Regions from separate parts of the Mus musculus genome. Here region 2 is linked to region 1. A link is a loop called in an ENCODE intact Hi-C map of the cell type or tissue named here. Cell type or tissue: left cerebral cortex. All regions are shown on one strand. Links, peaks and the distances in the headings refer to the core of each region. The heading gives the core; the rest is flanking DNA.

The links. A loop is a pair of places that touch in the nucleus more often than their neighbours do. Peaks named below come from ENCODE experiments on the same cell type or tissue, not always from the same donor. Only the 100,000 strongest peaks of a DNase experiment are listed, where the experiment ranks them.
Region 2: a loop joins it to region 1, with 2.3 times the contacts of the local background. A loop is called at or near these places in 2 of 42 quality-filtered maps.

What each region holds. Positions count from the first base shown.
Region 1 is chr2:112,530,572-112,547,214 of GRCm38, reverse strand. The region is part of intron 2 of Aven (apoptosis, caspase activation inhibitor); the gene reads right to left. It also overlaps a transcript of Chrm5 not described here. Among named protein-coding and RNA genes, the nearest start is that of Gm22676, 38 kb to the right of the region's middle. In left cerebral cortex, for the core only: a CTCF peak has its summit at 8,259 (motif pointing left); a DNase peak (open chromatin) is centred at 8,242.
Region 2 is chr2:112,607,909-112,624,551 of GRCm38, reverse strand. The region is part of intron 2 of Aven (apoptosis, caspase activation inhibitor); the gene reads right to left. Among named protein-coding and RNA genes, the nearest start is that of Gm22676, 120 kb to the right of the region's middle. In left cerebral cortex, for the core only: a CTCF peak has its summit at 11,717 (motif pointing right); a DNase peak (open chromatin) is centred at 9,986.

The DNA of each region.
Region 1 (16,643 bases), core at 5,367-10,366:
GGGAGGTTGCAAGGGTGGAGGGGAGGAGAGGGGGAGATGAGTGGGACTGGGGTGAAGAATCAATAAAAAGTTAAAAAAAAAGAAAAGAAAAGAAAAGAAAAGAAAAGAAAAGAAAAGAGAAAACGCCTCCATAAGACCGAGAAATAGGCAGGCCTGTAAGGCAGGATCTTAATTAGTGATAGATGGGGGAGGGACCAGCCCACTGTGGATGGGGCCAACCCTAGGCTGATGGTCCTGGGTTCTATAAGAAAGAAGGCTGAACAAGCCAGTAAGCAGCACTCACCCATAGCCTCTGCATTAGCTCCTGCTGCTGCCGGGTTCCTGCACTCAGAGCTTTTGAAGATGCACTGTTATACAGACATGTGAATGAAATAAGTCCTTTCTTCCCCAAGTTGCCTTAGTCATGGTGTTTCATCACAGCCATAGTAACTCTAAGTAAGATAATTAACATTTAATAAGTGGACAGCTTTTTCACTTAATCCTTTTTAACCACTTTCTGAAATAGAGAGATGCCACATTGCATCATGACCCTGAGGGAGCACTACCAAGTGATGCTCTTGAGCCGTGGGCACATGCGGGGCTGCCTGCCTCCACATGACTAGTGTGTCAATGATGGGTCTGGTCTTCCTGATTCCCTTTGCAGTTTCACCAGCCATTGCTGCTCAATACAGTCAGTGTGCCCCCACCCCACCCCTGTTTTACTCTGCCTGACTCGTTCTGAAGAACTTTGCTTTCTGACCTCCAGCTCTCTGCTCCCAATCTGAACTACCCTCAGCCAACACCCACCCTATAGTGTATCCTCTCCAGTACAGTGTCCGGCAAACTTTGATTTCTGTCAGAAATGTAAGTTTAATTAGTTTCCTTTCCCTTTTTTTTTTTTTTTTTTTTTAAGTAGTGAGTAGGTCGAGCATCTTTTCATGGTGTTTAAGAACTATTTGCATTTACTTTCTTTCGGTCAACAATCTACCCTAAAGCCTTTGTCATTTGTTTGTTTAATTTGTTTATTAATATGAACTATTAGCCAGGCTGGCCCCAATTCACTATGTAGGCTAGGTTGGCTTCAAAATAACAAGTGATCCTCCTACCTCCACCTCCAGAATACTGGAACCATTCAGAAGGTTACTAAAACTCACCAGTGTATCCAAAGGTAGTTCTCAAGGAGCAAGGTTCTAAGCCCCTGCACTATCACCACGCACCCACCCACAGAGAGCCTCTATTTTACTCTGACTCTAGTAAGTTTTGCCCTATAGAAATCCTTAATTTTTATGCAACAAAATGTAATAGTCTTTTCAGTGATGGTTTCTGCATTATGGATTGTATTTTAAAATATTTCCCCACTCTAACATTATAACAGAGTCTAAGTGTGATTACACTTATCTTTTCGACACATGCAGACTTAAGCTTTATATAATATGCAGTCTGAATGGAACTTCTTCCCCAGCTGGCCACTCCACTGGGGCCAATCCCAGTGATTTGAAATGATCTGAGGTTTTATTTTTAGGTTTTTTTGCTCTGATTCCCTGATGCTTAGAATTTCTAGGAAAACGATTTTCAGATAAACTAAGATCAGGCATAGTTTAGACAAAAAGTACTACTTTCTATTTTCTTAGATTATAAGGACTTATTTTACTTATGAGCTCTATAGGAGATTAGCACACAGCAACCATTAGTGGATGTTCTGTGAAGGCATCCTGAACTTTATTTACATTCAGCTCTCAGATCTATCTGTGGAGTATCACTGAGGGTAAATGTGTAATCCCCAGGGCAACGCTGACTTGCTTCCCCATCCACCACTGGTCTTTCTTCGTTGGTAAAAGTCCTTCAGTCTGCTCAATATTTCGGATCTTCACAGAAGTGAGTGAAAATCCAGCCACAGTGAAACTCTTCACACTCCCACCACTGTGGGAAACGACTTGGGGTTATTATAAAATTGAGGATAAAGCCCCCTCTGACCCAGCAATTCTATCCCTGGGTATTTTACTCAAAAGAAGTGAAGCTCTTTCACATGAGGACTTGCATATCAAGGCTCTGGGTATTTTATAACATCTCAAACCTGAATCTAAAACAAATGTCTATCAGTAAGAGAGCTAGTAGACACAGACAGGCTATGCTGTGGCCATGTGCTAAAAAAACAACTCAGAAGTAAAGGGAATTACTGACCTGGGTGAATCTCAGAATCAATGTATTATATAGGAAAAGCCAGACAAAAGTATAGCAATTCCAGGTGATTATAGCACATTAATTCTCTCTTTCTCTCTCTCTCTCTCTCTCTCTCTCTCTCTCTCTCTCTCTTGGTTTGGTTGGTTGGTTGGTTGGTTGGGTTTTTTTTGTTTTTGTTTTTGTTTTTGTTTTTTTTAAGACAGGGTTTCTCTGTGTAGCCCTGGCTGTCCTGGAACTCACTTTGTAGACCAGGCTGGCCTCGAACTCAGAAATCCGCCTGCCTCTGCCTCCCGAGTGTTGGGATTGATTAAAGGTATGTCTAATTCCTTCAGACCTGATGCTGCACTGGCGGCGGCAGTCAGGACTTGCCTAACATGTCCAACCCTTCACTCACACTCCATCTCGGGTCTAAAGCACAGCATCCTCCATGCACAGCTTCCTGTGTGGTACAGTCCTGCCTGCTGTGTAAAAGCCAGCAGAAACATCACCTGCTTTCTAAGTTTCCCACCAGCACACCTAGACTCCTGGCTCTGATGCCTCCCATTTGCCTGGGTTAGAATGCAAAGCTATGAGAGCTGCATTGCTATCTACACTGTGCTTTCTTTCATGCATATTTCAAGGAAGTTCCAGAGTCTAGTAGGAAGCCCAATACAAGTCTATCTTTAGGCCTACCATTGACTCTTAAGCCTCTCACACACCCACAGCTACAGCCCTCTCTTTCTCCCCCTGCCTGGGAGACATTCCTCTCCCCCTCTCTGTGCTGCTCCTTAGTTACACTAAACAAGTTACAGGTCACTAGATCAAGGACTAGGAAAAAGCAGCACAGAAGGTTTGCAAGCCAGCAAGGAGGACTGCAAGCTAGAAGCAGCAAGTGGCCTTGCTGTGCACACACTGAACACGTGAATTCAACACAGTAACTGCCCTGGAGTCTGGACATTAAAAAAAAAAAAAAAAAAGAAATTTCTTTCTGTAAGATTTATTTATTATTATAAATAAGTTCACTGTAGCTATCTTCAGATGCACCAGAAGAGGGCGTCAGATTTCATTACAGGTGGTTGTGAGCCACCATGTGGTTGCTGGGATTTGAACTCAGGACCTTGGGAAGAGCAGTCAGTGCTCTTACCTGCTGAGCCATCACACCAGCCCCAGAAAGGAATTCCTATCACACTGTGTATGTCTTCAGACCCCATCATATATTCTCTGCAAATGCATAAATCCGGACAAGGCATGCCATCCTGAGATCAAGGCGACGGCAAGCAGACGCTGCTGAGTCCCAGCATTGCTTGCTCTGTTGTCTGAGGATCAGGCATTCCCACCAGGTGAGCTGTTCTTCGTCCACCCTGTCTCCAGAGCCTTGATTTGATTTCCTCATGTTAAAAGGAAAGACCTGCTCAGAAATGGGGGCTTCTGTCAGCAATAAAATACAAGTTTTTGACATCTTTGTGGTAAGTTAGGTGGTTGTACCAGCTAGCTGGTAATAACAAACACTGAAGAAGATATGACAGGCGCTAACAAATGGTGCTAGGATAATTGGGTGGATCTGTAAATAAATGAAAGTAGATTCGTATAGCTTACTTTGCACACACATGCACAAAAAGAAAACAAATGACAACAAATGGGAGAGAGGTAATCCTATACTTTGCTTTTCCTGCTGCTGTGATAATAAATAAATAAATAAATAAATAAATAAATAAATAAATAAATAAATAAATAAACACTGACCAAACTATCTTGGAGGGAAAGGATTTATTTCCCTTACACTTCCCTGGCATGATCCATCACTGAGGGAAGTCAGGGCAGGAACTCAAGCAGAGACCATGGAGGACCACTGTCTACTGACTTACTCTCCATGGCTTGCTCAGCCTTTTCTTATACAACCTAGGACCACCTGCCCATAGGTGGCACAAGCCATAGTGGGCTGGATGCTACCACACCAAACATTAAGAAAATGACCCCACAGCCCTGCCCACAGGCCAATCTAATGGAAGCAATTCCCCAGCTGAGGTTCCCTCTTCCCAGGTGACTCTCATGTATGTCCGGTTGATAAAAAATAACCAAACACCCTCGTATACAGGGGCTGGCAACAGGTATAGGCGCAGTCACCACAGAAGTCAGTGTGGAAATTACTAAAAGTAGAGCTCATCTCTTACTCTCCTGGCACCCTAAGGACTCTACACCAGCATTCCACACAGATATTCTCTCAATCATGGTTTTTGCTGCACTGTTCACAATAACCAGGAAATGGACCAATTGAGATGAAGCCCAGCACGTGACTGGCCGAAGTGTGGTGTGGTATAAGTACAGAATAGAATTTTATTCAGTCCATAAAGAAAATTGAATTCAATATATTTACAGGAAAAATAGTGGAGCTAGAGATTATTGGTAAGCAAAATAATCCAAACTCAAAACAGGCAAATACTACGTTTTCTTTTAGATGTACTGTAGACATAAGACAGTGTGTGTGTGTGTGTGTGTGTGTGCGCGCGCGCATGTGCGTGTATCTGTGTGTGCGCATGCGCACATGTGTCAGTGTGTGGGGCGGGGTAGGGAGAGGGAGAGAATCCTGAATTAGAGGACTATATCTTCGGGGAAGGGAAAAAGACAAGAGAGAATAGTGGAGCACATCAGACAAGAAAGCAGAAGGGAGAGGTAGGAGGCCACCAGGAGGTGGGCAGAGGGAGTCAGGTGGCCTTAGAGGAGGGAGATGGATAAGACGCCAAGTTAAATGAAACATCTGTACGAAAATGTCACAATGAGACCCATTATTTTGTTTGGGAACAACAGAAAATGTAAATTGCTTTTACCAAATAAGAAACCACTGAAAATCAGCTTCAGCCTTTATTCTTTCTACTTTATATTTTCTACTTTATATTTGCTGTGAATTATATCATTTACTAATGAAAACAAGCATGTATTCACTATATATATATGTATACACACACACACACACACACACACACACACACACAAAAGCCCAATGCTAGACATGAAACTCATGGACCCTTTTCAACATGGGGGTGGGTGGTGATTTTGGACAGTTAACTGAGTGAAAATCAAATCAGTGGACAGATGGAATTCTTTGTCACATCTGTGAATGTCATGCTGAATTTTAAAACCCTGAAAATTGCGACGGACACAACCTCACCACAGCAGCAAACGCGCCACCCTCATCAGGTTGTTATGGCAACTGTACTACTTAGGCTGAGAAGAAAGATCGGATGTTTGTGTCAGAGAGAGATTTTGTTGCAGGCTGCCATTAGAAATACTAAAAGATGTTTGTGCATAAATCTCAGACCATGAAGAGGCCCCCAAGAGAACCCCCTTCCTCATTAAACATGTCTGCTGGGGTTGTCACTCTTTAGGGCTTACTCAGGAAGCCTTGTTGTTGAACTATCACAGATATAACTTCCTGCCATTTCTTGGAGACAAATCTGCCAAGAAAGGGCCAATCAATGGTCCTACACAGCTGTGACATCTATGAACCACAACAATGACCAACATAACAAGATGCCCCAGAGGCTCGATAGTAGTGGGAACCAACAACTGTCTAATTGTCTAACTAGGTGAGCTACCCAGGACCTTGAGGTTCTAGAGTTTAGAGAATGTACTGTGGCCACTTCACTAGACCCAACATACTCCTAATAACTTGTCCTTATATCACAGGGAAGTATAGCTCACACCTTGGATCAAAAAAATCTCTTCTTTGCAGCAGAGTCCACTATAGAAAAAAAAAAAAAACTGGTTAAAATGCAGAAATCAACTAGTCATTTGATGCCCAATGGATACATTTACAACACAACTCCTGCACCTAAAGCTCAGGGGAGGAAAGACTGTAAGAGCCAGAGGTCCACGAAGTCTGATGATTTCTTAACTACCTTAAGACTTAGAAAGGTCCTTTAAAAAACATTAGGTCACTGAGTCCCCAGTTTGAAACCCTGCTGTATACCCCACACACACTTCTTCCTGCATACCCTCATAATTATGGTTGTTTCTACTTACGATGACTTTAAAGTGTCTATTTCTAGCTTCTACCCAAGTATCCCTAATAGCTTTATGTAATACTACCTAATCTTGGAGTTAGTCCCTCTCATTTACTCTTCAAATAATTCACAAAACTTATTAAATGAAGTGTCCCAACTCATGAAGGCTCACCAATGTAGTAGCTCTGCGCTCCGCACCTACAGGATTCAGTTCCATGTGTCACATGTTTTACACATACATGTGCTATATAATGTCTGAATCATATTAAACATGTTGAGTTCTTCAAGCTTATTTATTTATTTATTTATTTATTTATTTAGGTTTTTTGAGACAAGGTTTCTTTGTATAGCCCTGGCTGTCCTGGAACTCAGTCTGTAGACCAGGCTGGCCTCGAACTGAGAAATCCGCCTGCCTCTGCCTCGAGTGTCAAGCATGTTTTTAATGATGAAAACTCTCTGAGTCCTCTGTTATGATCTGTTGAACTGTGCAGTACACTAGTCAATAGTTATGTTACCATGTAATAGCTCAGCAGACCTTACTGCTCCTACAGAACTGTCAGTGCCCACTGTTCCTGACACACTGCTGTCCCCAGCCTGTGGTAACCACTCTACTCTCAGCTTCTTTTAGAGTCCTCATAAGTGAGGTCACATAATACTTGCCTGTGTGTAGCTTATTTCATTTTACATAATAATCTCTATTTCCAGCCATATTGCCACAAATAATAGAATTTCATTCTTTTTAATAGCTAAATAGTAGCCCATTTGGTATATGTACAGTGATTCTATGCTTAAGAATAGATCCATCCATCATCTAGAAAGTGACTAATCAACAACTTTTTGGATTGTCTACAGAACCTGTTATAAGAGACTAACCAGTTGCCAGGCTTTCTATATCATTTCATTTATATAAATGAGATTATATTATAAAACTCTTGGCTTAAATATACTTAAATAAACTCTTAACTATTATAAAACTCTTAGATGATTGCCTTCTAAAATCATCCTTAAAATTGTTTTGAAACTACCAATTATAACTTAGTTGAAATTATCTGCTGGGTGTGATAGCGAAGGCCTTTAATCCCAACACTCGGGAGGCAGAGGCAGGCGGATTTCTGAGTTCAAGGCCAGCCTGGTCTACAGAGTGAGTTCCAGGACAGCCAGGGCTATACAGAGAAACCCTGTCTCAAAAAAAAAAAAAAAGGAAAATATCCATCTATATAAAATTGGTACGAAACAATGTGATGACTGCACTGACTGACTGCCTTCCTAATGAAGCACTGAAGAGAACAGGCTGCCTACCCATGTGAGAAAGGATGGGATGGAGCTCCAGCATTTACTGTGTGAAACGGGGGAAGAAACTAACTCTTCTCTGCAGTGCCTTTCAGAAATGACAGCATCTTGTGTTCCACTGCAATAATGACAACGGCTGGTGTCGAGGAAGCACTTGCCCTAACGTGCCAATCGGTGTACTCAGTGCTTTTCAGGTAGAGTGCACAGAGCACTCTGACAAGCACGTTACCCTCAGACGCCACTCTACTTCAAAGATTCTATGAACCAGAGGTTCAAGTGAGAAACAAAGACCCTAACAAACAAAACATTCTCTAGAATAAAGCAGCAAACTTCTCTGAGGTCTACTTACAAAGAGAGAGAGAGAGAGAGAAAGAGAGAGAGAGAGAGAGAGAGAGAGAATAAAACGAGATTCCCTAAAGATTAGATACATAGAGCTGGCAAGAAAAACAAAAGCCAAAGCCTATCTAAACAGCCTGGTACAGAGAATGGTTCCTTTTGATAAAGGGGCAGGGTCCCATTGCAGGAGGCTAGGAATGACCTCACTATGAATGAGGAACTAGAGAATATTCTAGGGACTCTGACAGATCTGCGCATCTCAAGGACCTGGCAATCGGGATGCAACACTTTGCATCCTGCTACAGTTTGGGGTCAGACATGGTCCTATGAAGTCATCCTTACAAGGGCAGAGACCTCACTTTTTTTTAAAGCTATGATCAGTACTGGAACATAATGAATACTTCATAAATCTTTAATGACCAACCTTAGTAACCAGTGCCATTCTGTCTACTAGCCTGTAAAGTCAGAACTTCCTGAAGTGTGGTCTGGAGACCTCTAGTGGTTGCCTGCAGTTCACTTTAGGGAAAAGGTCAATGCCAAAGTAGGGAAATCAAGATGCTCTGACAGAGGGGTAGATACCTCAAGAAGTCCACACATGTTTCTAAAATCTTCATTTGAAGATAAAAATACTCTTGGTTCATTCAGATATATCCATAGGAGGAAAGCAATTGTTTCCTAATGGGCAACTTTACTGTAATTTTTAAACTTTTAAAATTATAAATGAAAGATGAATGTCTAATTGAATTTTAAATTTTTAAATGAAAGATGAGTGTCTAGCTCCATACTTAAAACTCTTGACAAGCAAGTGTGGAGAGCAGAGTTGGATTCCAGAACCTCTATTATGTGAAGTAGGTGTAGCCGCTGTCCGTAATTCCAGCATTCCCAGAGTGATTTGGGACCTAAGTCAGCAATACTGATGAGCTCTGGGTTGAACTGAGAGGTCCTGCCTCTGTGAATAACGAGGAACAATCAAGGAAAACACCCGGTGGCAACTCTGGGCCTCCATGTGCACACTCAAACAAACCTATACACAAGTGTGTGTCATACAGGCAAACACAAATATACAACACAGATGCACACGCCATAAACACATACATTTATTTTTTAAAAAAGAGAAAAATATCTACGTGTAGCATTTTAAGACACACTACTATTTGAGAGACCATGAAGGAAAAGTACACACAATTCTAGAAAGTTTAAAAAAAAAAAAAATGCTTGACACTTGTGGTGCATTCCTTTAATCCCAGCACTCAGAAGGCAGAGACCAGCCCCATCTATAGAACGAGTTCCAATATAGCCAGAGCTACACATAGAAACCCTTCTTGGAAAACAAAAACAAAAACAAAAACCACAAAGCAAAACAACTAACATTCTTCTATAAATTCAAGGCATAACAGAGAAAAAGAAAACATCTCTTCTCTTTAAATTCACATCATCTTCTCAAAGACCGTCGACTCTCAAGATCTCTGCAGGTCATCTGCAATCTCAGAGAAAGTTCGTACCTTGTTGATAGGTTGGTGGTCATGCTGGAGAAGAGCTGCTGTTGAAAATGATACTGGAAGTGTGGCGCATCAGAAACACTCTTCTTTCCCAGTAAGGAATAGAAGGAGCCAGATGGGGACTCTTGGCCACTGTCTTGATTATACCAGAACCCAACATCTTCCACGTTGGGAAGAGAGCCACACACAGTGGAGAAAGCAAAAGTAAATGTAGTTTTCTATAAACGAGATCAATACCAGAAATGCTTTGACAGTCAATGCTTTGATAATGCATAGAAGGTAACTATGAAATTACTTAAAGATTTAGACTCACCATGTACTCACATCTCTGAGTGTGTACATAAGGAATCATCTAAATTAGGTTAACTGGGGTAGGAAGACCCACCTTAAATGTAAGTGGTATCGAGTCCATGGACGAGGGTCCCAAGCAGAGGAAAAAGGAGGCAGCTTCTCTGGGGTTGGAACTGTCTTCTAAATTAGAAGAATGAATGTTTATAATTCAGTTTATAGCCAGGCTATTGGGAGGTCATAGTTTGAACTAGAGTGGGAACTTAGACCTAAACCATGCAGCCTAGTATTACTGCTCCCTCTGCCAATGCCTCGCCTTCCCAACAGGACAAATGCCTTCCTGACACTGGCTCTATGTTATAAATGATAAGGATAACTACAGACCACTTAGAAAGAGGAAAACGGCATTTTGGCTCATCCTTATATAATGGTCATAGCACTACTTTCTGGGCCTTCTTTAAGTGTGTATAACATACTTAAGTGTATAACACATAAAACACTTATTTAACAGGACTTGAGAAACAAGGCATGACTGAGAACATGTAAAACTGCTACACAGAGTTATGATGCATTCACACCATAACAACAGAGCAAACACCTTGGCAGTGTGTTATCTATGATTTATGAGAACCTTGCAAGAGGGGCATTCCATAACTGGAAGCCCTCAGCACTGGCTTTAAGCCCAGATCGGTACAGGAAAACAATTTTCATCCACACTCTTTTAAGTGATTCCCCATATTTCACCTTCTCATTTCTCATCTACGCAGCCACTTAGAGAGATGAAGTGAAACGAGAGAAGAGAATCTGAATGAGAATAAACTTCAACAAAGGAGGTGCGGCACACAGCTTTCTTAAACTTCCTGTTCTTGTGTTCCTGGAGAAGTTAAGTAGACAAGCAAATGCTCTTTCACTCTTCCAAGTATAAAAACTAAAATTCACAGGGAAGAGCACTAGACATGAGAGAGGTGTGTGGTGCCCTAGTCACAGGTCCTCATAAACACCACAGCCTCACTGGCTAGGTAGGTCTTATCTCACAGAACTCTGTCCCATACCAATGGTGAAACTTTGGAATATTCATTATACAAGTATGTTATGTGCTTGATAAGAAAACAAGCCAAGTGGTGTTAACTCAGCAGCAACAATATTTGACTGAATTTACACAGCCCCCAGGAATGTCTCAAGACAGAGGGACAGAATCTTGAATTCTAAACAGAGTCAAGAAAATCTGCAGAAAGCAATGAACCAATCCAACAGCCAGTTCTTTAAAGGTTTGTTGTTGAAATTATATTTATGTGTACATGAGTATGGGTGCACATGGTGACCAGAAGGTGTAGGATCCTCCACAACTGGAGTTATGGATGGTTGTAAGCTGCTTAAAATGGGTGCTCAGATCCTCTGTAAGAGCAATATGTACTCTTAACTACTGAGCAAACTCTCCATGCCCCAATATTACAATTCTTTTTAGCATTATGGCAATAGTGTTAAGTAGGAAAGGGTTCAAGAAAATACTAGAGAGATGTTCTCTTGCATATTCATGCTACAAATTTGCATGGAAGGTAACTATGATATTAGAATTACTTCTTTCTCATATATAGTTATCATGGTCAGGTTTTAAGTTTCTAATGCTTGACAACTAAGTTCGCTTTGAATTCTCACTTGAGAAACCCTGTGTAAAACAGAGCTTCTGTGAAACAAGGAATTTCAAGCAGACTGGCCAATGAGTGGCCACAGAGAATGTGTAATATGCTCATCTGAAAAGGGTTTGTGTGGCTTTTAAACTACATATAGTTACGTAAAAAAAATGAAATTTCCTTTAAAGTATTTCAATAAAGAGAAAAAACACTGGCAGTTATTAAATCAGGGAAATGGGTCTATTGGGTCCTATGTATTTCCCTTCACCTTTGTCCAAGTGTTTAATAATTAAAACATTTTAAAATATCCTTCTACCTAGTCATAGTCTTAAAAGGCTCCACTGAGAAGAGGGTGAGAGGTCCCTGACAGAGTTAACAGCTAAAGAACAAAAATTAGGGAACTGGCATTTTTAGATCTATACTTTATATACAGGTGATCAGAATTTCACATAGTTTTAAAACACTGGTTGAAGACCATTCATTACATTTTATATCAAAGGACTTGTAATGCTTTATTCCAAAGCAACAAAATACTTATGCCAAAAGATGTATAAAAATGTGTGCATCTTTAATTAAGGAAAGGAAAGTCTTTCCCTGTCATCGTTTTTTAAACTCACAGTATATGCTTTCCACCCAAGACCTTTTATAAATTCTCTTTCACTGGAGAAAACTACATGATACTAACACAGCTGGACAGAACCCTGCAAATACTGCATAGCAGAGGTGGAAAATCTTTCTAGCCAGAGGGACAAGCTGGAGAGATGCACATTCGCACAGCATTCAGGAGCCTCATCCCAGCTACCTCTTGCTAAGCTCTTTTTTTTTCCCCCTTCCAAAATACGTCATTTAACTGTCTGTCAAAATAACTCTTGCCTAGTCTACCTGATCACACTCCAGAGCTGCAGCAGCTCCTGATTCCCTCCTCAGTGGCAAGCTGCTCAGCGAGCACCTAGTGAACAGCATCCGCCCCTCTGCTCTCTCCTCTCTTCCTGCCAGGGCGCACTGCTGTCCATGGGGAGGAGTAATTAATGGGCTCATTATGTATGAAAGCAGCATCCCACCACTTGGCTGTCTGATTTGAACGGATCCGATCAGCGCTTCATTCATGTTCAGTGTCTGGGATGTGGCAAAGCTGTTCTTCCTTTTGGATTTTTTCCCTCACCACTCAGAAACCAGTGCACTAGAGCGATGTATTAACAGAAGCACTCGGGAAAGAAAGGCGATTCTTAACCTCTGCAGACAGGAGGCTGAAGGACGGAAAGTTGTTAAGGGAAAAGCCAAGGGAAGCAGAAGGTGCTAAAGAACACCCGTGCTTCTGGAACACACGGTGTTAGAGCAAGCGTGCTCTGGGGACACTGGATTCTCTGAATTACAGGTGAGCAGAACTTTTCCAGAGGCTGAAACATCTGCAAGAGCAATCACGATTTCTCACTGCTGAGATAGTCAATGAATTTTTAATAAGTTCTGAGCACTGTGGTCAGATCAATGGCTGTTATCTGATAAAGGCAAAATTCACCCTTTGATTTCCATAATCCTGCCCAAATGGAATCTTCACCTTGCTGCTACCTGTGCTAACATGGGATTACCGGGGCCACAAAGACGCTGCAAGAACTAAGACACACGGGTGAAAGAGATCACCACGGCAAAAGTCGACGAGGCATTTCCAGTATGAGAGCTTACCCTTCCTCACTGAGCTTCAAGCAACTCCTGCCAGGTAAGAGTCACTTTTATAACATTAATTCATAGCGTGATAACTGAAATGATACCTGCTATTTCAGTGAGGGAGCCAGGAGGTTTGAATTTCATGTGGTCTCCCGTAAGCTTTATGCAGATTTAAGCCTTCTGAGGTAAACACCTGTTTCTACTTGGGCACGTGAGACAGCGCTGCCATAACAGGGCTGGAACATCCCGTTTATTTTTCACTGAATTTATCTTCTTTTTTTTTAAGAATTATAATTTTATTTAATAATTTGAAAGCAATCTGCACAAGAAGTGTCTAGAACGCTATCTAGGAGGTGCCCACAGAGCTCTTTACCAAGCTCGAACTTGGGTCCGAGAACTGGGAGAAAGAACTCACCAGCATGGGTAGCAACCTTTGTGTCAATGCTTTTAAAAGGCTCAATGACTGATTTAATTCTTAGCAAAACAAAAACCCTAAACTGTGATGTCATTCTCATCCAGGCTGAGGGAAACGCCTCCAGTGCACACTGCCAGGGTGGGGTGAATTTACCCCAAAGATAGCAGAGATGTTTCTGTAGCAGAGCAAGTGGAACATTTAAGAACAGAACAAAATGAAGTCTGGCACACTCAATCCCCAAAAGTTTTCATCCAAGGCTGATGGTTTGAACTTCAGAATGCAAAGCCATGAGAGAAGTTGAAAGGGTGAGTGCCTTGCAGAAACTCCCTCGCACTCATTCCAGAGGGAGGCTTCTAAAGAGACGCAGTGTAAAACGCACAGACAGGAACTGCCAGCCCTCCTTCACCTGATGACATTTCAATGCCCTCCCTACAACTTCACTAGAATGAAGTCACTGTCATAAGTTCAACTGAGAAGTTAGATTCAAAAATCTTACCGAAAGCCCTAAAACAAAGTCATATTTCTATTAGCTTGGAAGGGTGGAGATAAGAAAAACAACAGAAGCACGCCACACCTAGCTAAAGAAACTGGCTAATCCAAAAACAACTAACCAAAGTGATTATTCTAAACACAAATGTGAGGAGCACTGTGCAGTGCGCCTTAGCAGACAGACCATTGGCCTACGCAGGGCAGGGCGTGAACTCCATCCCAGCACAAAGTGATGGAAGAAGGAAAATTGTCTCCATTGCATTGAAAGATTTCTGTTTTCGGTTTTTAATTCAGAAAATGAGATACACCCCTCCTCCTTTACTCTTTCCAAGACACTGCACAGATAACCTTAGTTGACACACGTCCTTGGCCTCTGAGGCCACTCTGCAGTCTCACTTGTCGCTTTCCAGTACCAGAGGAAAGCTCTCATTTCAGCACAGGGAGTGACTCGACTCACAGCTACACCAGTGTGTTTCAGGCGGGGAAAGGACCATAAATTCCAAAGTCTTATTTATGTAACAGCCAAACTAAAAAGTGCTGGCTTTTTGCCTTTCCCCACCCCCTCCACACACATTATACAAGACTTACTTGAATCCTTAAAGGTTCTTTTCATCTGTTTCTACCTAGCTTTACAGATTAACATTTTTAAATGCATATTAAGAGAACAATGCCAAGCAATAAATAAAATATAATTCAATAAAAGTAATAATAATTAAACAATTTAAACAACTCAAGGAAAAGGAGATTTACAACATTGTGCTTGGTTGGCTTCGGATAATCAGAATGGAAGGGGATGTAAGATGATGTTCCTGATATTTTTTTACTCACTCTTCTGAGGAAGACTCACATGCCACTTCTTGGGGACTTTGCTTCCTTCCATAGCTTATCCTCCTATGACAATGGATGGGCAGACAGATATGAACCCAGTGAACCATCACTTTCTCTCCTGTCTATAATAATCCATTCAGAAAGCTATGTCAGTCTCAGTGAAGCTTCCCCAGAACTGCAGTAACTCAGAACAGTCTACAATCACTGATGGACTAAAAAGCTAAAGACACCATGATCTTTAGCATCTCATAGGTACCAATGGATAAGCTTTTTTTATTATTTCATTTTACTATTTATTTACTTATTTGGTTTTTTGAGAGAGTGTTCCTCTGTGTAGCCCTGGCTGTCCTGGATCTTGGTCTGTAGACCAGGCTGGCCTCAAACTTCAAGATCTGCCTTTCTCTGGGAATGTTCCATCATGCCCAGCAAGTTTGTTTGTTTGTTTGTTTGTTTGTTGTTTGTTTTTGTGGAGGTCTGAGCAAACTCTGTGCAGTCAGCCATCTCCTTCTATCTTTATGTGGATTGAACTAGGGTTGCCAGGCTACATGGCAAATGCTTTATTTTAGCACACTGACCCATCCTGGCAGCCCCATGTAAGGGGTTTCAAAGTAAGTACAATTAATGACATTTTGAATCTTGGAGAATAGTCAATGACTGAAAATTGTTTCTATGATTCAATATGATATGGGGTAAATGTTTTGGCTACCATATCCTTACTAGTGACATCCATTATCATATATCATAGACTCTGACCATTTACATCAGCCAAACACTATAAGCATACCTATTTAAACTACAAGAAAAATAGGTACATGAGCCAAAGTAAGACTTTCCATTGAGTGTCGCTGATATTATACCTGTCTTTAAAATAAGGTAATTTTACCTAAAATGACAAGCAACAAATTTTATTGTTATATTTGTATGCTAATTAGAATATATGTAAAATTCATGTTAATGTATTAGCATTTATCATATCAAGAAACCTTACTTAAGTATGTATCTGCTTATGTATATTTGTATAACTTTCAAGTTTTTAATTTTTTGAGTTTTTCACTATAGTATAAAGGGGGTGCCATGCTCTGCTTAAGTCAATGAGTATTTCAGTAGGATTTCAGCAGGACTAGGCCCTGTGGTTCATTTTCGTTGGGAAGTAACTGAATGTGAATAAGGATGGAATCATCACGGGCAGTCTCCTCCTCTCCATTTTGTCCCTGCTGGGAGAAAATGATCTTTGGTTTGTGACATCACAGACTGTGACTGGGGGATTGGCCGATATCACACATGATTATACCCTTTCTGGGGAGCTAGATGCAAAAGAGATGCAAGCACACTCATTTCAAGTCAGACCACTGAGACACCAGAGAGATCCATGACAGGAGCTGATTTAGGGAAAGAAAACTCCTTCCCTGGCACCTGTCACTTTGCAGCATCCACTATGAAGGTGTAAAGGACCACTAAGCATTGGAAACATCATGGGGGTATAAACATCATGTCACCGAATTTCACAGATGAGGATAAGATGAAAATGAAGACACTTCCATTAAGCAACAGACATTAGTAGAGCCGGAGTCAGAAAAGACTCAGGAGTGAGACTACACTCCAGTACAACTGGAGACATCAATGCTGCTCAAAAACCTTGAGAAAAACTCTCTGTATACTCCAAATGGGAAAGACAGTAGCTCTCAACGTAAGAGTCCCAAGTCTATATTCTGAAGTGACGCCCAGGGTAATTAACATGGTAGCATGTGAGCATGTGATCTAGTTAACACCCTTCTTAGAAAACAAGAATTCATTAAGAAAGAATCCTCTTCATTACTAAAAATTCTTGTTCTATAAGGTCTTTCAACATGAATTCGCAAAGAAACAATAAAAAAAAATCTCTGGAATTGTAAGTCAGAACTCAACAAAGGAAATAAAGACAAGAGCTTACAAACATGTACACATATGGGCAATCCCTCTTTTTATCACCATTCTTCTAGCTTCCAAGGACAATGCAGACCAGAAAATCCTTCCACAAATACTGATGCAGTTTCCCTTTAGACAATAGCAATTGCCCCAGCTCAAA
Region 2 (16,643 bases), core at 7,178-12,177, 76 kb before region 1:
AGGTAAGTGAACAATGTATGATAGCAACATAAGCAAGCATGGAGAATGATCACGGGCAGCAAGCTCTATGCTCGGCCACGAGGCTTGCTTTGTGCATGGACACACACTGGAGAATTTGCATTTACAATGCATTTACACATGAAGAATTCTCTCCCTAGCTTTCACAGGGATCTAAACTTTGGCTCCACTTCATTTACTTTCTATCTCCCCAGGCAGGCTGTTTTGTATTTTTGTCTATGTACTTCAATGCTCTCTCATCTTTTCACCCTGAAAATCCCCGGGCCTCTCCCTTTTTATCTCCTACCTGAATTTTAAACTCAGCAGACTCGCTTCTTCCCTGTGTGCTACCTACCAGGTGATATAACCACAGAATTTATTCTTTTCTTTCATTTAAGGAATTTGGGGGAAAGGAAGTCAAAAAGGAAAATATAGACAATGGTAAAAAGTAGGACCCTCTACATCCAACAGCCTAAAATGCACATTAACATATTGTAAAGTCAAATGCAAGAGAAGGACCAAAGGCAGGGAAGATCAATACTTTCCGTTGTTAGCAAGCCAATTTGGTACTTCAAAATTCTGAAAATGGACTTCGACTGTCCATCTATGCATGCTTCTACTGTGAGTCTCTATGCTTACCATGTAAATGCCTGCACATCATCATTTTACCCTCACTACTTTTTATCAGAAGAAATGAAACTGAGGGGTTATAATTCAGGAAAGAGTTATAAGCTAAAACAAATCTACCCAGAAGATTAGAGCAGAATTCTCAGAGAAAAAGTGGAAGTCTTAAAATACCTTCATTACTAAATAAAGAACAAAGAACAAGAATGCAATTGTTTTACAAAGTTAGGGGGCAGAGAAAGCAAAACAGAGAGGAGTAGGAAGAACCAATTTTTTGTTCTTTTGACAGTGAAGGGGCTGGAACCCAAAGGTTTGTGCGTACCAGGCAAGTACTTTACCACAGAGCTATATCCATAAGCCTCATTATTTTTTCTTAAAGAAGTATGCACATCAACCAATCTTATAACGGTGGTATATACCTTATAAAGGTGGTATATACCTTTAATCCCAGCACTGGGGGCACAGAGGAAAGTAGGACTCCAATTCCAGACCAACCTGGTCTACATAGCAAATCCCAGGCCAGGCAGGCCAGCAGTCCACCATGAAATCCAGTCAAAGGAAAGGAGGAGGAAGAGGAGGAGGACGAGAAACTACTGTATAGACAGACAAAGATGGCTTCAAACTCAGATCCACCTGCCTGTCTGCCATGTGCTGGAATTAAAGGCATGTGCCACCACATCTGTCCTACGTATTCCTTTTCAAAGAGTGAAGACTTTGACTTTTTGATTTAAATGAATGAAATATTAAAATGGATAAAATAGAGTTACTCTTAAAATAGGAGAGCACCAAAGAGATCCAGGTGTGTGGATATTCAGACATCAGAAGAACATGATTATCTGTAGAAAATCAGTCTTTATTAGGGTTAAGTCAGCAGGCTAACCTATAGTAAATTAAGGCTATATCCCTACATCTCAATTCTGATACTCAAAACATATTTTGTATGGATCAAAGATGTAGACATTTGAGAAAGGCAGAACAACATATAAGGCTGAACTTTTTATTATTCAGAAGCTAAAGGGGTATAAATTAAATTCCATAAAAATTAACATATAAAATTATTTTAAGTCTTCTGTGACAATAAAAACCAAACTCATAGATGGCACAGTAACAAGAAGTATTTCAGCACAGACAAAAGGCTGTTGTTAGTACTATATAAACAGCTCCTGCAAGCTCTCAGAATATAGCAACCCAAGAGAAATGTAGGACAAGAGAATAGATGAAGAAAGGTGGCCTCTAACATATATAATAATTAAAAATCAGTCTTGGAGGATTTTAAAAATTAGCCAGCAGCTTACTGCCTTATTGAATGTTGGGGTTGTCATTATTGGGGGGGAGTAATGAGTGTTTGTGGGTGCACATGTGTATACATAAGTGGAAGCCAGAGGTGCCATTCCTCAGGCTGCCCACCTTTTCATTAGACTAGCTTTCTCACTTACCTGGAACTCTCAGAGCAGCACAGGCTGGCTGGCCAGTGAGGCTGAGGGATCCACCGATCCGAGCACTAAGATTGCATGTGTGTATCGCTACACTCAGTATTTTCTTTTTAAGTGGTTTCTGGGGATCAAACTCAGGTTCTCATGCTTAAAGCGCTTTGCTGACTACGCCATCTCCACAGCCCCATTTATGTCATTCTTGAACATCCACACGTGCCCGTGCATGTGTGAGTGTGTGTGTGTTCATAAAACCTCATAGATTATAATTATAACTAGGATAAGGCTCAATCATCAGGCATGCTGTAATTATTTTTAAGATTTCACAATTTTTAAATACCAACAAGAGTTTAATAATGATTGACTAACTTGTTATAAATCAATCTTTTTGCCAAAAACTAGAAGAAATGCCCTCCCCCACAGACAAATTCCACCTGAAAAAAACAGAGCACTCAACTGAACCTTCCCCAGAGAAGTGCACAAGGGGTTAAGCTGCCGTCCGGGACTGCTCTATGGTCTGAGCCAGTTCCTTAAGGGACCATGGAGATTGCAAGCAGCATCCGGGGTGGCGTGAAGCTGGAGGAGTGTCTCCAAATCGTCCACACAGGACGGGACGACATGAACTAGTTTAGAGCCATGGAGAGACCATAGTTGCAAAGTCAAAGTTTTCAGGTAGGGCCCCAGGTCTTTAATACTAGAAGCAGGACAGAAGGACTGCAGGAGCAAGCCTCATGTTGGATGCCGCTGTGAGCGAGCTCAAGCCTATGGCTGCAGCCAAGAACAGAAAGAAAACCTGTACAGGGAGTCTGAGCGGGGCAGCAGCCCAGAGCTACTTACAGTTTATCTATGTAATCCACAGTTTATTAAAGAGAATGAAAAACACAAGCCACCGTAGAGAGAGATCCAGAGATTGACAGGCTGGTGATGTTTTACAATCTATGTCAAACTTCATAGGCAGAAATCGTTAACAGTAAAAACAATGACACTCAGGAGGTCTGTTCTGCCCCACAGAAAAATCAAGTATGCATAAAGAAATGAAAATTTTATGGAAAAATGGGATATCTAAAACATACTGCTTTCAGTAAACATTACAATGATATAATTTAAGACCTCACAGGGCCAGCAGCCTTGCCCAGTGCTGAGAAAAGCACTTTGCTGTGCAGGCCTGTCCTGAGTTCGTTTCTTATATGTGCTGGAACATACACATGTTCCCTCTCCCCCCTCTCCTTCTCTGCACCCCTCCTGCCCACAAACACACTCACTCACTCTCTCACACACATAATTAACAAGAATTAAATTTAAATAGTCCTCATTGATAAAGCACATAGAGGTTAATTGCAAATAACACACTTGCTAAAAGAGGAGCTCTAGGATCTATCAACAGCTAACCCTGTCACTCTCACACTAAAGATGAAAGAATATTAGTATTTCTAAACTGAGAGCCACAGAATACAAATCTTCTAAAAACCTTAATTAAAATTTTCCTTTTAAATCATACTGTGACATACATAGAAAGAATGGTGTTCTCACCAATGTGTTCCTTTCTTATACATCAGACATGAGGGCTCTTCTCTAAGTAACAGTGTGCAGCAGGTCCACAGTAGGCTCAACTTTACTCCAGCACAAAGGGAGTGCACCAATGACATGCTTCATGACTTACAAGGGACTACAGCGAAGCCTTCCTGGACACTCATCCAACATCCTAAAGCAAAATGGAAGACTGAGGCTGTTCTGTAGGCTGCAGAACAACGCCCAAGTGCCACTCTGCAGATAAGAACACCTGCGTGGCAGGCCTACTAAAGCCTAACATGCTTTCTAAGAGCGAGATCTGCAGAATCTGCTAAAGCAGCAGGAAGGGCAGTGATGGATTGGTACAAAGTGAGAGTTTCTACATTCCCTTATATCAAAAGCTTAGGTGGCAGTGGTGCTGTACCCACACTACAGAGGGAGGCTGGGGGGCGGGGGTTGAGCCCACTTGGAGCTGCTCTGGCGACAGAGTTTATGTACATACAATAAAAGCTGAGATGTAACCGGGCGTGGTGGCGCACGCCTTTAATCCCAGCACTCGGGAGGCAGAGGCAGGCGGATTTCTGAGTTCGAGGCCAGCCTGGTCTACAAAGTGAGCTCCAGGACAGCCAGGGCTATACAGAGAAACCCTGTCTCGAAAAACCAAAAAAAAAAAAAAAAAAAAAAAAAAAAAAAAAAAAAAAAAAAAAAAAAAGCTGAGATGTGAGACAGAAATTTTCATTATATTTTGAAAGTCCTTGCTCTATTGCCAACTTCAGTTATCTTCCATATCCAAAATAAAAAGGGTTTTCTCAAAATCAAGTAATTGTGCAAAGAATCAAGTATTAGATTATTATAGGTATGGGGGAAACAACTTTAAGGATGCTTCCAAAAATATTGAGAAAGAGGCCAAGGAGATGGCTCAGTAGATAAAAGAGCTTGGTATGTGCACAAGGACAGGAATTCAGATACACCTGAAACCACCTAAAAAACCATGTCTAGCTATGCATGCTTCAGCCCCAGCACTGAATGCATAGAGACAGGCAAATCATTGGGGCTGGCAGGCAGGCAAGACAGGTTGCTCAAGTCCAGGTCCTGGTAGCAACCTGGTCTCAAGGAATTAGGGCACGGAGTGATGAAACAGCACACAGAACATCTTCCTATAGACTGTGCACATTCTCTCTCTCTCTCTCTCTCTCTCTCTCTCTCTCTCTCTCTCTCTCACACACACACACACACACACACACACACACACACACACACCACTCACACATACACCACACACAAAAATGAATACACTGAATAAATAAATCAAAGAGTGTTTCAAGCAGTGTACAATGCTTTGATTTCTGAGATTCCCTGGGTAAAACTGATCACCATCAATAAATCTCCAGGTGCAGACAAGAAAAGCCTTTCCCCACTCTCTCTCTATTTGAGAGGATGAAAGCTTAAGTATGGAAGAACAGTCCTGCCACCAGCGCTCTATCCTGGCCTGACAGTATCTTGTTCTTCTGCCCACCTCAGATGGAGGTTGGTGCCTAGTCAATATGACAAACATGTTTGCAGTGCTGGTGTGACCACAGGCACAGGCTCACAAGTGTCAATGGTGGGACAATTGGCTGGGGGCTGGGGGTTGGAGAGGGAGCGGGAGAAAAACTCAAGAGAGGCAGAGGCTACCCTGATAGATGGACCCTGACCATGTGGCCAGAAGTGCATCCTTAGGATAGGCTAATGGAACAAAAGTAGCTTGGTTGAGACTCGAACAGCAAGTAACGAGTGCAGCAAATCAATAGGACTCAGTCCCAATTACTGGGGGGCTGGCTGGGTCAAATTAAGCACTAATAGAGTTATTAGATACCACTTACAACAACACATACCCACCTACTGACTTGACTTGTATCCCATGTTTCACTAGCTCTAGACAAGCACTTCACTAGAAGCGCCATCCCTTACGCTCAAACCAGGGTCCAGAGTCTAATGAATCACACATGAACACTATAGGTTGACAAAGGTCCCACAGGGAACAGGAGGCCAATGATCTCCACAATGGTTGCCATGGAGACGGAAGGCCCTAGTTCTTCACTCTTAAAGTTCCTCATCTGTGAAACACTGCAATATTTGAAAATACCAGAGTAATTCTTAAGCCCACAAACTCAGATATGTCAATCCAGAAAAAGAGCCAAGCTCAGCCTATAAGGCATAAAAATTCTTATCACTCTCAATTTTTCGAATTTTCAGATTCACCATTTAAGATATGGATGTCTTTCAGAGTTTAACCTAAAACAGACCAGCACTTAACACTGTTACAGTGGAGGAGAGAATACAAGCCATTAAAGGTTAGGTCAAGCTATTTAAGCAAGAAGGGTAATCAAAATCTCTTGTCCTGCCCAACCATGAGTTGCAATGAGCTTTCTCACCAGCCGTGGGGCCCCCAAAGCCCCTGAGCATCAAATGTCCACATTGAATGTTACATATAGGATGCACCTATCTTTCCAGCATCCCTAGAAACCAGGTCTCATCTGCATGGAGTATGTGGAGGGGACCGCAGAGAGCCAGAGCCTTGTAGAGCTCTAGACTTAAGGATGCTGCTGCTGCTGACATTCTGGAACTTAGAATGCAGTTATCTCCTTCACATTATTGGTGAAATACTTCTGTATCACTTCTGACAACACGAGAATTTTCTTTTTTAGATCAATCAATTTTACAAGAAAGCCAACATCAAACCCTGGCACAGCACTCTAAGAGAGAGTAAATAATTTGAGAAACCTGAATAGAAGAAGCCAAAGAACTTCAGGTGGAAAGGATCCTCACCCTAGTTGCCTTGAAGTCAGTCTTTCACTAGCAGCCTTTGGATGAAGACATAGAACTCTCAGCTCCTCCTGCGCCATGCCTGCCTGGATACTGCCATGCTCCCACCTTGATGATAATGGACTGAACCTCTGAACCTGTAAGCCAGCCCCAATTAAATGTTGTTTTTTATAAGACTTGCCTTGGTCATGGTGTCTGTTCACAGCTGTAAAACCTTAACTAAGACACTGCCCAAACATAACAAAAAATGTCAATGCTTACACATACACACATACACACACAAAAGATTATAGTAAAGTAACCTTATTTATCCATTCAACAAAATTACATACAGTTAGACATGACAGGGTGTTGCTCCAAAGAAAAAATCTGAATTGTCTAATGCCCGCCTGAAGTGAGGTCATGAATCACAATCAACTACAGAAGACAGAAAGAAGGACCATGTTGCAGTGGAGGATGGGAAGGTGTCCTGGGACTAGGAAGCCCAAGAACCACACAGTGTGGAGGGAAGAAGGTTCCCCAGTGCAAGGGCATCCTGACACACAGGAGCTCGGGAATCACACAGCTCTGCCAGGAAGGCTTCTCAGGAGAGGTGTTGCAGCTCCCAGGGAGGGTCTCCCAGCTGAGCTGAGGAGCCTCAGCCCTGCTCCACTCTGTCACTTCTTCCCTCCTTCTCTTCATTGCTTCTTAGCTGCTTCTGATGACAGTCACACCAGGCAGCAAATCTCATAAAAGAGATTTATTGGCGGGTCCAAGATGTAAAGGGACTAATCCAGGAGTGGCCGCCTCTGCTCCTGGGAGGGAGCAGACAGCAGGGAGCTGAGCAAACACAGCCTTTACAATAGGGTTTCTTGGGGGAGGGAGGAGTGGCGAAGCTTTCTAGGGCAGAGATTTCCATGGAGATGATTGGTGGGATTTCAAATCCTGAGGTTTGGGGGGCTCAGGGATTATGGGTTTCCTGCTCAGGGACAGTGGATTTCAGTGGGAAGTTCATGGATTGATGGCTTTTGTTCAGACTTTTCACCTAAAGTTAGCATGATCTGGGGAGGGTCCTATTGAGGGCTGGAGATGACCTTTGTGACTGTTTCAGAGGCTGAAAAGCCATTAAGACAGTTAGGGAGATCTGGGAAATGGAGCATGGCCATTTTCCTGCCTTGAGGGCTTAATAAAGTTTACAAAATATATAAAGTTTACAAAGGGAGTCCACAAGTTCTCTTGAGTAGCATGAATAGCCAACAAACCGTATCTCTGGCCCCATTTTCCAGTGCTCTACATTAGAATATCAAAATCTATTCAAATAACAAAAACCGTAAAATGGGTATCATTTCACTACAGCAGAGGAAGACTTTAAATGGTATATAAAGTAAAAAGTTTTAAAATTTAAAGCCACATTATTCAAACAATGGTGAATTTGTGTATTTTTAATTACTTGGTCAGGTAATTTGACCTAGGAGTTTGAGCTAGCATTAAACTCACAATCCTCCTGCCTCAGCCTCTTCAATGCTGGGATCACAGATATGTGTCACCATACTTGGCTTCTGTGGTACCTTTAATCTTAGTCAGGATAATAAAATTATTCTTTCCAAATCCAAGATCATTTCTGTCAATACCCACTGAGTGTTTATGTTTTACTATCCTCTGTGATGGTTTGTGTATTCTTGGACCAGGGAGTGGCACCATTTAGAGGTGTGACCTGGTTGGAGTAGGTGTGTCACTGTGGGTGTGGGCTTAATATTCTCACCCTAGGTGCCTGGAACTCAGTCTTCCACTAGTAGCCTTTGGATGAAGACGTAGAACTCTCAGTTCTGCCTGCGCCATGCCTGCGTGGATGCTGCCATGCTCCCACCTTGATGATAATGGACTGAACCTCTGAACCTATAAGCCAGCCCCAATTAAATGTTTTTTGATAAGACTTGCCTTGGTCATGGTATCTGTTCACAGCAGTAAAACCCTAAGACATCCTCCCTCTGTTGATATGGGAATTTTATTAGACTAATAATTTCACACTGTTCCTTGGATACATCTATCTCACATATCAATGTAAGTCTTATTATCTGTTTCTCTACCTCTTCCTCTATCCAACTCAATGAGTGTGAGTGAGCTCCTACAGGCAGGGAAAGTCAACATGAACTTACTTTCTCATCTCTGTGTGTTGTTTGCTTTTGGAAAACACTATTTTACTAAGCTGTGATTTTAATGAGCAAACATTATCCAAGGTCATTTGAATTTTCAAAGACTTTTGATTAGGCTTCCTGACAAAAATCAGAGCACATAAGAGCACAAACTATAGTTTCCACAGCTACCAATTTGCCACACAGTGCTAAGGCAAGTCCGTCCCTGCATGGTGTGCTGGAGTGCTTCTCCTCTGGTGACATTCACATATCACTAACAATATCTAGGTTTTCATATCTTATTACAGAGTTCCATTTGGAGTTTCTAGGCAGTCTTTGCCAGACTTACAGTAGTCTATGCAACTCTGCCTTTGTGAGTGTCCCAGCTCCTGTTTCCCATGCAGTCAAAATTTCTGCACATTAATACACACTGCAGTCTACCATCTATTTCTGGGACCCTGCAGTACCTTGCACACTGCAGACAGTTAGAAGCTGTGCTTACTCCATAAATCCATGTGAGGAAGAATACATGAGCCAGTGAATGAATGTACAATTCTAAGACTAAACCAAAAAAAAATTACTCTAAGTGGTCTATGTGATGTAAAGGGGTAGACAATGGAGAAATAAGAAGAAAAAACTACATTTTCATGAGTTTTGCTGAATATGTAACAAAAGTCTAAAATACAGAATTCTGTTTGCAGTCAGAACTTTCTGAGACTGAGGACTTCAGATGAGAACAAGTAGGATGGAGTAAAAGATGGCAGAGGTCTTCAGTTGAAGTTGCTCTTAAATGGCTCTCAAAAATAATTAGAAACTAAAGATATCCTAAGTCATATTTAGTGATGACTACTGAAGTCAGTACCACCGATCTGTAAGATAGCAAGCAATGGACCAGTTGTTAAAGGGAGTTATAACGAGTCCTAAGATACCAAAAAGAAGTGGCTTTAAATATATTCTATTTGTTCATAATAAACAAGTTTAAGAAATTCCTCCTAGAAAAATTTTAATATATAGGAAGAGATTTATACAAACAGCAGCCTTGCTTACATTAGAAGGCAGAATGTCCCTCAGGCCTGTCTGCTTTTTGAAGTGCTGTTTGCAGTGCATAATGATCCCATTTAAATTCTTTCTTAAAGTTCTTGTTTGTTCTTTTTGTATCTCATATTTCCTGATCGAGAGCTGGGGTCACCACTGTGAGGAGCAACACACCCTGAATAGAGATGGGGCGGGGCTGTGGGAATGGCCACAGCCAGCTGCCTGTGTGCCCACCTTGCTAGAGGGCTCACCTCATGAGCTCTGCCTCAATCCAATGTGCCACGAACCAACATTAACTGGGAGGGTACCCAAATGCGAGATCCTTCTCAAGGCTCCTCAGGAAAGGAATGGGAAGGAAAGCACACAGGTGCCAAGGGCTCTTCAGCAGGCCTCAAGCAGCTCCAAGAATGGAGGCTGGGGAGCAGCTGTGGCGCCTTGAACATGGCGGCAGCACTACTGGCAACCGACACTGAAGCCTAGCGAAGGCTTAATGAGCAAACAGCACATGGCCAGATGGTCAGGCTTCCTACAAGCCAAGCAGAGAAAGCTGCAGATCCTTGTCCATGGGACACAAGGACGCTACAGATTCTTCCTTATAAATGATGTTCAAGATTCACAAACCAGCCTCAAGCTAAAACTAGCACTGTATTTTTGACATATATTCTCCCAAACTGGAGTCACTGTGCCCAAGAATAAAATATATCCTGGATGTATTTTTGTATGTTATTGTATTTTACAGTCTATTTACATGCTTTTACATACATGTGTACTTTGCCCATCATGTAAGAGACCAGAAGCTGGCGATGCAGAATGCGGCACCAAGCAGCTGGTCTCTCGGGCTTTATACTCTGAGTGCTTACTGAAACTTGTTCTTGCTGCTGCTGCTGCTGCTGCTGCTGCTGCTGCTGCTGCTGCTGCTGCTGCTGCTGTTGCTGCTGCTGCTTGGGAGGCAGATCTCACTATGCAGCTCTGCTGGCCCGGAGCTCACTACATACATCAGGCTGGACTTGAACTTGTGACAATCTTTCTGCCTCTGCAGAAACTTTAGCAAAGTTTCAGAAGGGTACCACCACACCCTCTTTCAGAAAACATGCTTAAATAAACTTGACTGTTTCATACACTCAGTATCTTTTCTATTTGTGCTCATAATTTTAATGAGAAATTATGTCTTCTTAGTATTTACTAACTATATTTTTGCCATGTGTACATGTGTTTACTTATGTGTATACATGTGTTCACGTGTGTACACATATAGCTGTAAAGACATACATGCATATATGTATGAGCATTTGTGTGGAGACCAGAGGTGGAAGTTTGAAGATCTTCCTCTGTCACTCTTTAGACTCAGAGGCAGAGTCTCACAGAACCTAGGAGCTGCAAGTCTGGGGAACCCTGGCCTGCCTTTCCAGCACTGGACCACAGGGACTGCCTATGGTGCCACTTTCTATGTGAATGCTGGGGGCCCAAAACCAGGGCCTTGTGCTATCACAGCAGGCAACTCACCAACTGTCTCCCCCAGCCCCCCATAAAGTATGCTATGTAATTATAGAGAGCCTTCTTATTACAGAGATTTGGGGGGGGGGGAGAAGAAGGGAAGGGAGAAGGGGTAGAGGGGAAAAGGAAGAAAGCAAGCAAACTAAAATAAGAGGAGGGAGCAATAGGCTAGTTTAGCGGGGAAAACTGTTCACACTGTGCACACTTTGTGCAGAGCCTGGATTCCACACGTATGGTATGTGTGTGCGTGCGTTTGTGTTTATGTGACTATGTTGATATGAGACAGGAAAACAGCAAATATGAAACTATCTTGACTGGAGAGGCCCCACAGGACTTAGGGAGAAGAGACAGGGAACAGATGAACATGAACAATGTCTGACATATACCTATGACAATCCATGATGAAATCTATTTACCCAATACTTTTTAAAAATAAAAATAAGTTGGATTTAAAAGTTAAAAGAATATAATGCTGTTTTGAGTTTATTCAATTGCTTATAATGTGTTGCAAGTTTCCACAAAAAATTTTCCTAAGCTGAATTTTCTTAGACGCTAATTGTTATGTGTAAACTATACGATTAAAAGGTAGTACCTAGCCAGGTAGTGGTGGCATGTGCCTTTAATCCCAGTACTCGGGAGGCAGAGGCAGGCAATCTCTGTGAATTTGAGGACATATGGTCAATGTCATTCTGACATTGGCCTCAAAGCATTTGCAAGTGATTCTCACTAGGTGGCAGTCAACATGTAGAAGAATGCAAACTGATCCATTCTTATCTCCCTAAACAAAGCTCAAGTTCAAATGGATCAAGGACTTCCACAGAAAAGCAGATACACTGAATCTAATAGAAGAGAAAGTGGGGAAAAGCTTCAAACACATGGGAAATTTCCTGAACAGAACACCAATGGCTTATGCTCTAAGATCAAGAATTGACAAATGGGAAGGACCTCATAAAATTGCAAAGCTTCTGTAAGGCAAAGGACATTGTCAATAAGACAAAACAGCAACCAACAGATTGGGAAAGATCTTTACCAACCCTACATCTGACAGAGGGCTAATATCCAACATATACAAAGAACTCAAGAACTTAGACTCGAGAAACAAATAACCCTATTAAAAATTGGGGAACAGAGCTAAACAGGGAATTCTCAACTGGGAAAACTTAAATGGCCGAGAAGTACCTAAAGAAATGTTCAACATCCTTAGTCATCAGGAAAATGTAATTCAAAACAACCCTGAGACTCTACCTCACAGCAGTCAAAATGGCTAAGATCAAAAACTCAGATGACAGCAGATACTGGCAAGGATGTGGAGAAAGAGGAACACTCCTCCATTGTTGGTAGGATTGCAAGCTGGTACAACCACTGTGGAACTCAGCCTGGCAGTTCCTCAGAAAATTGGACATAGTACTACCGGAGGACCCAGCTATACCACTCCTGGGCATTTACCCAGAAGATGTCCAACATGGAATAAGGACACATGATCATCCACTATGTTCATAGCAGCCTTATTTGTAACAGCCCAAACTCTTAATGAACTAGCATTAAGTCTGTAGAAGAGTCAAGATCAGGTAAATACACTGTATTGTTTCCTTAGGTTCACCTTAAAAACATACCAAAGTGTCTTGAAACAACGGGACTTTATGTTCATAGTTCTAGAGGTTAGAACTGCTCTTGCGGTGTTATAGGGTCATGAGCCTCTGAAGGAGCTGGGACTCCTTCCTTCCAGCTTCTTAGTAGTCAGTATTACCAGCATCCATAACATCCCATCAGTCGGGCTGCAACAGTCCAGTCATTTGCCTGTGTCCTTCACCACTGTGTCTGGGGTCAAACCTCCCTCTTCTTTGAGAACACCAGTCACTGGACCAGAGTCCACCTGTCTTAGTTACGGTTTCTACTGCTGTGATAAAACATCATGACCAAAGCAACTTGGGGAAGAAAGGGTCTATTTGGTTACAGTTCTTCACCACTGTTCATCATCAAAGGAAATCAGGACAGGAACTCAAACATGGCACAAACCTGGAGGAAGGAGCTGATACAGAGACCATGAAGGGATGCTATTTACTGGCTTGCTCATTATGGCTTGCTCGGCCTGCTTTTTTATAGAGCCTAGGACCACCAGCCCAGAGGTGGCACCACCCACAATGGGTTGTCCTTCCCCCCATCAATCACTAAATAAGAAAATGCCCAACAACCAGCTCTTATGAAGACATTTTCTCAATTGAGTTTCTCTCCTTTCAGATAACTCTAGCTTGTGTGAAGTTGCCATAAGACTAGTTAGAACAACACCCTAATTCTATATGACCCTATCCTCACATCATTTGCAAAGACTGTTATTCCCAGAGAACGTCACAAAGAATAGGGGCTAGAACATGAAAATGCCTTTTTGGAAGAACACATTTGAACCCACTATACAAACAACTAACTAAACAAGGCAAAGATAGAATGGACAGAACAAATGGTGAATGAAGTGCAATGGCACAGAGCTCTAGAGAGTCAGGGGAAGACTGTCTGAAGAGCAGTCAGGGATGGCCAGGGAGAGCAGAAGTGGGGGACCGTCCAAGGAGGGCAGAGGCAGGCAGAACAGCAGGACTGATAACCAGGGACTCTGTATTAGTTACTTTTCTCCTTGGTTTGGGATTAGCAACTGAAAAAGCAACTTACTTAAGGAAGATATATGTTGGCTCACGGTTTGAGTGTATCATGGTGGGGAAGTCATGGAAGGAGGAGCCTGAGGCAGCTGGTCACACTGCATCCTCAAAGCAGGAAGCAAAAAAAGACAAATGGGAGTGCTCAGCTTGTCTTCTCCTCACTCAGTGGAGGACTCCATTTGGTGCTGTCTACACTTAGGTCTTTCCAAGCCAATCTAGGAATTCCCAGGCAGGTATGTCCAGAAGTTTCTTAGGTGTTTCTAGATCCTGACAAATTAACAAACAAGTCAACCGTCACAGGGTCCAGTATGATGAGTGTATGACCTCTTTGTCCCATGGACTAGAAGGGTGAGCTGGGCCAGGGAACAAGGGCTCCACATCTAAGTCTGCTTAATTCAGCAAGTGACTTGGGAACTACTGAGTGGTAACTGCTGAAAAACAGCTCCATGATTTCCTTCCTGCACCAAAGAGGTCCATGAAATACAACAGGGACAGACCACAGCACCAACAATTACCAATGTTCAAACTCAATTCTCTCTATTGATTCGGCTACTGTGTGGCAATAGAACCAGGAACAGCCTGGGTGAAGGGTCCCAAAGAAACTGAATGAACTGTGTTAATCCGTTTGTTTCATTCGGCTGCTGGGACAGTTCCTACTTGAAATGGCATTGATTTACAAGTGCTTGCTTGCTTCAGTGCAAGCCTTTTTAGCTGTTAACTGACTCTCAGAAAAGTTGGAAATGTTTCTTAATTACAGAGAAACTGTTCTCCCAGGTATTTCTTTTCTACAAAAATATGTTCCAAAAGTGGATAACATATTCTTTTACATTAAAAATGAAAGATCCTCAAATTACAGCTTGTTTGTTTTGCTTTGTTTTTTTTTTTTTTAACATACAAGGACAAAGTCCTATGTGCATAAAGACAGAGAACAGAGAGTCTAAATAATTAACAGTTCTACTGAAACTCGAGAATGCCAAGGTCACAACTGTGCGCGCATTCTTGTCTCAACATCTACTTCTGCATTTATAAGCCAGGGCCCTCCGCCTTCCCTCTGCACTCTTTACTAGGACTATATAGTTACAATTCTATTGGAAGCAAGTCCTTGAAACCATATGGAATTTAGAAGGTCAACTCTCCCACAAAGCCACATTAAAATTGAAATGCTCTCAGCTATCTATTGGAGGTTACAATCTATTTAAGTGTAGAAAAGTAGAGTTTCAGAAAAACAACTAAATGTCTCTTCACACAAAAGTCTGACTGCACAGCCATGTAAGTCAAGGAAACTGTAATTTGGTGCTGTATTTTTTTAAACCACACAATTACCATAAGATATAAAATTTGACATTTAGCTAGAGATAATAAGTTCAAACAAATTATATACCTAAGTCCTAACAGTTCAATTTTAAAAATGGCAATACTTACTCAACTATTAATTATTGACTGTGAGATATTGTTTCCCGTCTCACACAGACTCTTGGTTGAGGCTAGAGAGTAGGAAATCACATTAAAAGTGAGTCTGAGGCAAATGCAGCTCTGTTGGGTAGCACACACCTACAGTGTCAGCACTCACACTCAGGAGGCAGAGGCAGGATAAATCAAGTTCAAGAGCAGCCTGGGCTACAGGGTAAAACCTTGCCTCCAAACAGCAATAACAAGCTGAGCATGGTAGTACAGGCCTTCAACTCTAGCATGCCAGAGAGGCAGGCCTCCAAGCTACATCTACTATAGGCAGGGCTACATAGAGAGACCCTATCTCAAGATTATTTTAAATTCCATTCTAAAAATAATGATAACAATTTAGGAGAAACCACATGTTTACTTTTTTTAGTGCTCTTTTGTACCTTCAATGAGACTCTTGTTTCTCAAAATTTCCGGTTTAGTAGGGTTTATTTTGTTGTGGGCATTTTTATTTTTTTATATTTTATACTTGCTTCTATCGTATGTTTGTTTATCTATATGGGAGAGTAGTGTGTGTTGCAGGTACATACACATGCACCCAGAGGTCAGAGAAAGGCTTCCTCCCCCATGGCTCTCTCCCTTATTGTTTTCAGATGCTATTTCTCACTAAGCCTGAAACACATCATTTTGGGGGACAAGTGAGCTCCTGGGAGCTGCCTATCTCTGCCCCCAGTGCTGGAGTTACATTCAGCACATGTCATCATCCCTGGCTTTTATACAGGTGCTTTGGATTTGGACTTGGGCTTCTTGTTGCACAGTAAGCACTCCTCAGTGCCTGTTGTTGTTGTGGTACTGAAGAGCTATCTCAGGGACTTCGGCATGCCATTTTACTTAGTACAAAATATGCCAGGGTCTTCCTCATTTGTTGTTTTACTCTGTCCTGTTTTTATTGAAACATACATTTGGGCACATGTAGCTCTCTATCTTAACTATACAGACTGAGGATTATTTGGGCAGTGCACTCACATATGTGACGCCTATACAAAGAAACAACACATTCAACAAGCTGACTGAAGTCTCTTTTGTCACCAAATAAAATACAGTCCTGACTGTATGACATAGGTGAATTTTACCTATTCTATATCATATTGTATATTCCTATAACACTATATGATACATGCTCTTACATGGAAACTGTAAAAGTTGATTTACATACAATTTGCAAAACACATGAAACTCAAGAAGAAAGAACAAAGTGTGGATACTTTGATCCTTCTTAGAAAGAGGAACAAAATACCAATGGAGAGTTACAGAGACAAATTGCAGAGCAGAGCCTGAAGGATAGGCCATCCAGAGACTGCCCCACCTGGGAATCCACCCCATATACAACCACCAAACCCAGACACTATTATGGAGGCCAACAAGAGCATGCAGACAGGAGCCTGATTTAACTGTCCCCTGAGAGGCTCTGCCAGTGCCTGACAAATACAGAAGTGGATGCTCACAGTCATCCATGGGACTGAGCACAGGGTCCCCAATGAAAGAGCTAGAGAAAGGACTCAGGGAGCTGAAGGGGTTTGCAGCCCCATAGG